Linked DNA regions of Homo sapiens: region 1 is linked to region 2. Evidence: chromatin contacts called from ENCODE Hi-C or POLR2A ChIA-PET data. All regions are on one chromosome and are shown on one strand. The core of a region is the stretch at or near the end of the contact, and the rest is flanking DNA. Distances in the headings are between cores, read along the strand shown.

Region 1 (5,049 bases), core at 11-2,510, 250 kb before region 2:
GAAAACACAGATTTGTAATTTATCTACATATGGAAAGATAAAGTTACACAAATAAAATAGTATATATGGCTTTCCACACAGGGAAGGGACTGTCCTACAAAGACTGAAGAATCCAGGCATGAAACATGATGGCAAAGGACCTTAATGTAACTGTATTTGGAGGGAGGACCTTTAAGGGGTAATTAAGGTTAAATGCAGCCATGAGGGTGGGATCCTGAGCCAATAGAATTAGTCTCTTATAAGAAACACCGGAGATATAACAGAGACAATTACCCAATTCTTTACCAAAGAGATTCTTCTGTTCTTACATGGGTAAAGGCCTGAAAGACTTCTGTGTTCTTTTAAACTAGGGTGGAAAGACTTGCAAGAAAAGTAGAAAAAGCCTGCCTTGAAAATTCTCCTACAGTTCCCAAATCTGTAGCTATAAATGAACTGCAAGATAGGGCAGACTTCATTCTGTAAACAAGAAATAGTTCTCAGACAAAAAAGACTTGCATTTGGCTCTAAAATGAACATTTATGGGGCTTGATAAATTACCTTTTTTTCTCCCTACTCCAAGATATCTGGCTTTCTCTGCTTTTACACGTTGCCTCTGATTAGGGCTTTACATTAAATGTATTTTTTTTTTTTTTTTTTTTGAGACGGAGTCTCGCTCTGTCCCCAGGCTGGAGTGCAGTGGCGCCATCTCGGCTCACGGCAAGCTCCGCCTCCAGGGTTCATGCCATTCTCCTGCCTCAGCCTCCCGAGTAGCTGGGACTACAGGCGCCTGCCACCGGGCCCAGCTAATCTTTTGTATTTTCAGTACAGACGGGATTTCACCGTGTTAGCCAGGAAGGTCTCAATCTCCTGACCTCGTGATCCACCCGCCTCGGCCTCCCAAAGTGCTGCAATTACAGGCATGAACCACCGCACCCGGCCCATTAAATGTCTTTTATACCCCACCTCACCCATGCTACCTTTCTTCAGCTGCTTTTTATGAAGATAGCTTGGAATGTGATTTTGTGCTTCTCTTCCTTCAAAGGAAGAAATGTAGATTTGTTTAGCCTGTTTGAAGCAGACACTAGATACATACTGATGGGCTTGTATTCATCTCCTCGAGCTACCAAAATGAAATACCATAGACTTAAACAACAGAAATTAATTTTCTCACAGTTCTGGAGGCTAGGAGTCCATGATCAAGGTCTGGCAGGGTTGGTCTCTGGTAAGGGCTGCCTTTCTGGTTTGTAGACTATGGCCTTCTTGCTGAGACCTCACATGGCCTTTCCTCTGTGGCTCTCAGAGCAGAGAGAGAAGGAGAGGGAGATGGGAAGAGGGGAGGGGAGGGGAGGGGGGGGGAGAGGAAGTCTCCTCTGGTGTTTCTTATAAGAGACTAATTCTATTGGCTCGGGATCCCACCCTCATGGCTGCATTTAACCTTAACTACCTCTTAAAGGTCCTACCTCCAAATACAGTTACATTAAGGGTTAAAGCTTCAACATATTAATTTTGGGTGAACACAGTTCAGCCAAGGTGAGCAAGAGCTCATCTTGCTGAGATAATTCAAGAGGCAGAAGAACCCAGCACCAAATGGCTGTGGGTCTTGAGTACCTGTTTAAGTTTTTAAGAGGATTATGGAGAGTCTCCTAAGAACTTAAAAGGCTGCTCGTTGACTTTATTCTTTTTTTTTTGATATTTTAGACAGTTGGTCTTTGTAAACACTTTAAAGTTACGACAATACCCCATTTTTTAAAGTTAATGTGAATAAACATTTATTATTTACCAACATAAATAATTAATTTGTACTGTAACTTTATGCAGGGCTGACTGTCTCTTAATCACAGTGAACCCTCAACAATAACATGGAACATCTGTAAGGAGTATTTACATTGAAAGAATGCAAGAACATCAGCTTAAACTATAAGATCATTGAAAACTGAGCATGTCAGAGGACAAAGAACTTTTTGAAAAGGCTCTTTGAGCTTATGGCTACTCCCAGGGAAGAGTCCTGCAAACCGTATAAGCACTCCCTGGACACCCTGTCTGGTGGGAAGGTGGAGGCCATTGGACCCTAGTGGGAGGCTCAAATAAGAGGGCTGATAATGGCCACAGCTGTAACCCTGGCCTTGACCCTTGAATTCTGTCCCAATGCACCTCTTCAGCATTTGTGATTAACCCCAAGAAGAGGAGGAAAGCACAAAAAGCTGAAAGATAGAAACAATTAAAGGAGTGCTGGAAGAGTCTGAAAGCACATGGCTCTCTCATTTGTGCTTTAACAATAAAGAATAAAGCCAGTGGGAAGAGAATTCTCTCCTCACCTTCACGCAGCAGCTGTGGGAGCAGACCCGGTGAGATTATACCAGCATGGCTGAGGTCATGAGAGAAAAATGGGAATGTAGCTGCAGCCACTAGCATCAGGCAGTGGCGGAGGTCAGGAGTAATGAGAAGAGAGGAGAGGAAAGCCCCAGGAAGCAGCTAAGGGAATTCTGAAGAGGTCTTTGAGAGTGCTTGGGAGAGATCCCAGGAACCCTTGGAGAAGAACTGAAATGATCGGAGTCATCAACATTTCCCCCAGTGGGCTATATGCCTGAGAGTGCTACAGTTACGGCACAGTGTGTTCAAGCTTCTTCCTTAGAGTGGTAAGGGCAGGGTTCTAAGGTGTGCAGTTGCTTGTAGATTTTTAGAAGGTCTGACTGCAATGTTGGTGCTAGTTCTAGTGCACGAATCTCAAGGAGGCAGGCCACATCCATTTAACTGTCTGTCTACTGTACCTAAAAAGCACACCACATAGGCACAACAGTACAATCACTGAAGAGAATCTTTTTATAGCCTGAGCTAATCAATGGTGGCCAGGTTGCAACTCTTGAAGACCATAGAAGCAGAGAATGATGTGATTCAACAGCTGGAGCATGAAAGATCTTGCTATTCATATGAATGCAATGGTCTCCTGTACACACACACACACACACACACACACACACACACACAGAGAGAGAGAGAGAAGTGTGCACAAAGGTAAAGGTTCATTCTTCCTTACTTAACTGCATCTCCCTCCTACCCATTCCCCAGCCCCCAACACACACACAAGCTCTGATTTAGAGCATCTGTTCATTCAAGCTTAACTTTTATTTTCACTTTAACCTTAGTTCACTTGGATGTAGATGTTGGGATAAGGAGAGATCCTTATATATATTGGGGAATGGTGAAGGAAGGAGCAGGTTGAGTAACTGTATGATGTGCCCCAGTCCCAACACCTCACTGCCCCCCTTCCCATCCCAGCAGAAGAATATGTCTTTATGCAGATAAAACATTGGCTAAACCTTCCAAGTCAGGATTCAGTTTGGTTTCCAGTGTGGGAAAGTATCCACAGTTAACCCCAGTGGATTTTTCCTGAGCAGGAGAGGGAAAATATAATAGAAAATAAATATATAGACATCTCTTAGTGCACTAGTCTAAAAATGGTCATGACTGGAGCTTAGCCTGCAAGCTGCATCAGCTGCTTTACCTCAACTTTTTGCCCTTTCCCAACATGCACATATTTATAACCTGGGCTTCCCAAACAGATTACTCTGTATTTCCGCCATCTGGTTTATGGTTTTTTTTTCTTTTTACATACTACAGGCAGCCAAATGGTAAAGCCAGTAGGATTCTTGTTTGAGCAAAAGCAACTCTGGCAGAGTGTTGTAAAATAACAGCACATTAGCTACTTGGAAGCAGTAGCACGGCTCCAGAGACTTCAAGAATGCTGGAAGACTTTAAGAGGGGTTAATTAGGGGATGAGAATGGACTCCATTGTAAGTTTTGGCAGAATATTGAAATGTTGTCTTCATAAGTATGGGGAGAATTTTACCGAAAAGTAAAAGGTGAAATGTTTCAATTTTGCCTTCATTTTATGACTGTCTCCATTGAAGAGAAATGGCTTGGTTTCATTTGTGTACAGACATAGTTATTGTATCTTTGTTACTTCCATTTCTATCAGCAAATAGAATCAAGACAACATTAAAACAGGTGTCCCTCGTTCAGTGAAAGGTTCCATTAAAGCTTGTGTTGCAGCAACACTTTTGTTAAGTGAATCCTATGACACTGTTCAATTCCACTGTAAAGGTCAGAGATTCAGTCTGTAGGAAGAGTATCTGTCCCTGAATAGAATGAAATCATAGGTCAGAATATTGAAAGCGTCCTCAAAACACTTACATAAAAGAACAAATTATATCTGTCAGAAAACATATTGTTATTCAATATATGATTAAAAGTATTCTACACTCAGATTATGATATACAAAATAGAAATACAGGCGGTGGGAAACTCTGGAAGCAGTCTTATCTTCCTCATCCTGAGATACAGGTTCAACTAATGCTAAGAAATCAATTTCTAATGATCAGAATTCTTGGTTAGAATGTTTCAGTTTGTTCTAAACAGCTTCCAATTACCTTAGAGTTTCTGACCTGATATTCTAGGTAATTTTATGGGGGTTATGGGGATGAGGTGGAGTGCATTTTTTCTAGACTTTTATGGTAATCCATCTGGATATCTTTTTTTGTATCCTTATACTACAGGATCAAAGAGGGGAGTGTACAAAGCAATATTTAAAGCATTCATTCTCTCTTTCACTGGGGAGTTAGACTCTGGTGTTTGCAGAAACAGCTGTCATTCAACAAATAGTTTTGAAGCATGGTTTGGGCAATGGATTGTATATTTTGTGACTTTTCTTATCTTAACTCAAAGTTTGCTTCATTTAGCTGATAGTGTCTGTCTGCCTTAAGGCTACACAATGCACAATGCATAACTGACATGCCATGCTTATCTGTTATGGATTAAACTTAAAAAATTTTTTGAACACTAACTAGATCAATTCATTCATTCACTCATTCATTCATTCATTTATTAATACAGAGATCAGATACAAGATTACTGCCCTAAAGATGTCCTTAGTGCCAGGAAAAGTTCTGAGTCTCTTTAAAATGCTGAGCACGGCATGCACTCTCTGTCATTTAATCAACAATCCTTATAATACAGGAATTTTTATTATTGTTTTAACTTTTAGGTTCAGGGGTACATGTGCAGGTTTTTTAT
Region 2 (4,795 bases), core at 225-2,724:
GAGCATCAACAGTAATAAAAGATTAGATTTAGCTAAAATGCTTAGACAAATCAGGCATTAGCATTAGGAAATATTTAAAGCTAGCTTTGCTGAAAATGGAGAATATTAAGTATTATGAGAGCATTAGCTTCTCTAATGAGAAAAAACTAGATGCTTGGCGATTAGAGATTTTAAAAACTAGAAAATCAGGTTTATCAAAATCAAAATTACCCAGAGCCTAAATTATATCAGAGCCTCTAACAATGAATGGTGTTTTCAAGTGATATAGAAATATTTGGTACTCATTCTATTTCCATTACTGAGCTTGTAAACAAATTTGAGATTCCCTCCTTTAGCCTTGCCTAAATATAAACTATATATTTATTTTGGTGACAAAATACCTGAATAGCTATAAAAGTATTACAATCATCTACAAGACCAGGGCTAGATCAGGCCTGCAGAGGCGCTAAGCACAGAAACGCTTAAGGCCCCACCTTTCCCTCCTGCTGTGCATTTAAAATAAAAACACCAGTCTTAAATCACAAAACTAATATGTGTGCTACAACTAAAACATCTTCTCTCAGATTTACTCATTTTGGAATTCTAATATGTTTCTCAAAGGTGAGCGTTTCTCTTTCACATGAGTGAGTGGGCTCGCTTCCATGTGCTTTCCGGGTACCCTAAGTGAAGTCCGCTCTTCGGCGACTCCGCACTTTGAAAAAAAAAGCCTTGAAATGAAAGCAGTATAAGTTAATATCATCATCCAGGCTTTAAGAAGAAGAATATTTTGTCGGTTTTTGTTTTGTTTGATTCTTTGCTTTGTTTTTTAGTCTGTAGGTCAATCCGTAAATATCTACATCCCAATGCAACCTCATGAAGTACAAGTGTGAGATCGTACTGTAATTTAAGCATCTAGGAAACCCAAGCTTTCATCTGAAAAATTGCAATAACAAATGCAAAGATCCAGCACTTCCTTTGGATTGTTTAGTTAATTGTCATTCTTCCCCACTTCTACTGAAAATATACACCTAAGTCTAGAAAAGAAGAAATTTTGAGTAACAAGGCAGTGTGTTCAGACTCAGGGGGCCACTTTTCATTACGTACGGGACTTTTTTATGATCTACTTTCTACTTTTCTAAAGCTCCATTCAATCAATAAACATGGCTAGTGAGAGTAATAATTGTTTCTATTTATGCGACACTAAGTACTCATCAGTCTCTTATTTATGTTGTCTTAACTTCTTAAACTCTTCCAACTATTCTGTACAGTAGGTACTATTTTTAATCCTCATTTTCTAAGTGAGAAAACTGAAGTTTAGAGAGCGTAAGAAACTTATCCTGGTTAATGGTATAGCTGGGATTTGAACCTAGAAAGACTTCAGAACTGCTGACAAGGATTAGCGAAAGCAAACGTACTTTGAGTGTTCTGAATTACTTACTTTAAAATATTCTGTGTAAGCCAAGATTGCGAAATGTCCCTATTCTAGATTGTGTAAGAAAAAATAACTACTCCTATTAAAGAATAGAATTTCTCCTTCTAGCTTTAAGTTCATAGCTTGTTGTTTCATTTTCTCCATTATCAAGGAAATAGAGTAAAAAAAGTACTTATTGTGCAGCATGCGGGTCCTTGTTTGAATCTACTTGCCCTTCTTCCTTACTGAAAACCAGACTAAACATTTCTGAATGTCTGCATTTAAAAATTTCCAACAGTAATGAATCGACTGTACTTGGGTTGCTCTAGCCGGATCCCCTCACTGTTAGCAGGTCTAACCTTCTACTGATATAATTGCATCACCACACTCATGGCCTTTCTGGTCCTTTCCTTGGATTTTCCAATATAATTAAAGTCCATGTAAAGCACTGGCTGTTCTTAAAATTGTTGTTGGAAGACTGGCAAGAAGGCAACGAACTCTCAAGGCATCATATCTTAAAGGAACCTATAAATGAAATAGGTCAAGGATGAGGCACGTAAGTGGCTGGGAAAAAAAAAAATCTCCGTTTAGTTTATACAACTTCAGCTTCCCTGTCTGTCCAGATTCCATATAAGGAATAGCAACTTTTTGAGCCAGCAGGCCTGGACATATTTCTTGGCCTTATAACTCACAGTTCTAGACATTCCAAGGTAGAGGGTCATTCAAACTGAGTTGTAATTTCTTGTGTATATTTATTTCCAAAGTATCTAATGCATAGTTTCCCAGTGAAATCATAGATGAAGGCTAGGGGAATGCTAACTGGGTTGTTTTTCAAGCGTGCCTACAAGAGGCAGTCTAAAAGAACTGCTCTGAGCTTATCAAGCAGAAGTGCCAGATGAGAGCTGGACCACCATAGCAGGAGCTCTCACACCACTTTGCAGTTCACCTGAACTCCAGCTTTGTCTGGGAGATGATATAAGAAGAGAAGAAGGAGAAAAGACATTCATGAGATTTAAGGAATAAATTCCCCTATTGTCACTAGTAGAGTGACATGCATAACACACTAACCAGGTTGATAGGGTAGTGTGATAGAGTCCAACAAGAATGTGCTGGGAGGTCAACCATCGGTATTTAGGTGTCTCTTCCAAATCCCAACCACTTATCAGCAGAGCAGTCCTGAGCACACAAATGGCAACTTAGTGCTTGGATTGCCTTGTGTGTGAAAACAAGTGGGACAGAGGAAGATGGCAGCACATTCTCTTTGCATCTGACAGTCACCAAAAATTAGAAGTCAAATTTTTCATATTTGAGTTTTTTTTTGTACTTGCAAAGTGAACAAATAGTATATTTAGTTTTACATCTTTAGGTGAAAATTAGGAAGGCAGGACAGATAATAAAATGAGCACAGTTTTTAAAAAGATCTAGAGTTGATCGTTATTAACTTTAAGATAATGAGAATAGTTTAATCAAAAGCATTTCTTAAACTTTCTTATAAATACTGAATTATCTGAGAAAAAGTTAAGTTACCCTCTAGTCATTCAACAAATATTTTTTGTTGTCTGTTAGTTCATTCATTCAGGCTTTACTGAACAGATGCACTTCTTGGTACTTGCAATATATCCATGAATAAAAGAGATGGATCCAGGCCCTCCTGGATTACATTCTCCTGGGGCTGGGGGGAGGCTCAATAAACAATAAAGATAATAAATGAGAAAGTTCTTCTACAAGCTAAAACATGTTATGTGCTAGGGAAGAAAGAGAAAATTTAGTAGGCTAAGGGAGTCAAGAGTTAGGAAGCTGGAGTTGGGGACTAAGGTAGCTTGTCTTCTTAAATAAAGCGATGAGGGGCCAGGCAGGATGGCTCATGCCTATAATCTCATCATTTTGGGAGGCTGAAGCTGGCAGCTTCCTCGAGCTCAGGAGTTCAATACCAGCCTGGGCAACATAGTGAAACCCCTTCTCTACAAAAAATACAAAAATTAGTCAGGCGTGGTAATGTGCTCCTGTGGTCCCGGTTACTCAGGAGGCTGAGGTGGGAGGATCACTTGAACCCAAGAGGTTGAGGTTGTAGTGAGTTGAGATCATACCACTGCACTCCAGCCTGAGCAACAGAGAAAGACCCTATATCAAAAAATAAAATAAAAAGTGGTGACAGTAGACCTCATTGAGAAGATGACTGACATTTCAGCTAAGATTTCTAGGAGTGAAGATGTGAGCTATGCAGATATCTGGAGAGGAGCAGTATGTGTTCAAAGAAAGGCAGATACCTCTAAGAACTGAGGCTCATTGCCCCAAGGAACATGAGAGGTCATCATAGGAATTTTCCCAGAGGAGAGTCACAACCTGTTTCTAAATTCACAAGTTGTACTAAAATCCATAAAGATTTTCTTTATGTTTATTAATGTATTTATTGTACTGCTTAGTGAACTCCCAGATAATTGGGAGTACATATATGTACTCAATATTATAGCTATGTACACATATGTACCCAATATTATAGCTACAATATATTCATATTATAGCTGTGCATTAAATATATCAATTTAACTTTACAGTTAAAATAAGTATGTATGTAAGTACAGTCTCCTATTCTAACTAATGCTCCCAAACCACCATCAGGCACTGAGTGTTGGTGTTCTAGTTGGGAGAATGGAAAAGTGTTATTCTATATAAATGTATTCACCCATTAACCATGAAGCGTAACTCAAGCATTTGTAGAATTTAATTCTACTGGCATTTATTCAGTGCTCACTTCTGTGCCAGAATATATGTTAGGCAAAATTGGGAATGAGGAGGCCCCAGTGGGGAGGAGTACAAAGCACAGAGTTTGGTCACTTAATCTTGACCAAATTCACCTTCTCATTTTCAAAATAAAAAGAGAATATCTTCTATTGCTCAAAGTTTTGGTGGGGATTAAATCAGGAAAGGCATCATCTACCTACAATAGTGTTGGTCACATATTTTGTATTCACATAACAAATACTGCTTATCTCTCCCCTGAATTAAATAAAGATGTTATTATTTTTAAATTAACTAAGATGAAGCCAAGGGGGAATATCAAGTTTGCTCCTGGAGAAGTTTCCCATCAGTGTACAATCAGCAGAAGATAATTTTTTTAAAATAGGATTTTAAAATCCCATTTTGCGGATATAAAGAGTACGTATACATAATGGAGTACTATTCAGTCATTAAAAAAAACTGAGATTCTGTCATTCGCAACAACATGGATGGAAATGGAGGTCATTATGATAAGTGAAATAAGCCAGGTATGGAGAGACAAACTTACATGTTCTCACTTATTTGTGGGAACTAAAATTTAAAACAATTGAACTCATGAAGACAGAGTAGAATGATGGTTACCAGAGACACGGAAGGTTAGTTGGGGGTCAGGGAATGCAGGGAAGT

Evidence for each region. A loop is a pair of places that touch in the nucleus more often than their neighbours do. ChIA-PET counts read pairs that join two places held with the same protein, here RNA polymerase II (POLR2A). Pooled maps may share reads with other maps.
Region 1: a map of DLD1 shows a loop between it and region 2 (4-fold over the local background). The contact joins the promoter of LINC01828 here to the enhancer-like site in region 2. A Hi-C loop is called at or near these places in 1 of 168 maps with a recorded cell type or tissue (DLD1) and 1 of 50 pooled maps. POLR2A ChIA-PET finds 5 or more read pairs at or near these places in 1 of 52 experiments (H1).

Annotation. Positions count from the first base shown.
Region 1 is chr2:67,082,657-67,087,705 of GRCh38, reverse strand. LINC01828 (long intergenic non-protein coding RNA 1828) reads right to left here and starts at 1,260. Exons shown (of 5, transcript NR_110564.1): 1 at 1,151-1,260.
Region 2 is chr2:66,837,455-66,842,249 of GRCh38, reverse strand. No RefSeq gene overlaps it. Among named protein-coding and RNA genes, the nearest start is that of LINC01799, 65 kb to the left of the region's middle. Within about 2 kb of position 1,474, at least 6 of the 41 ENCODE cell types and tissues checked have a DNase peak (open chromatin) inside an H3K27ac peak, as active enhancers do.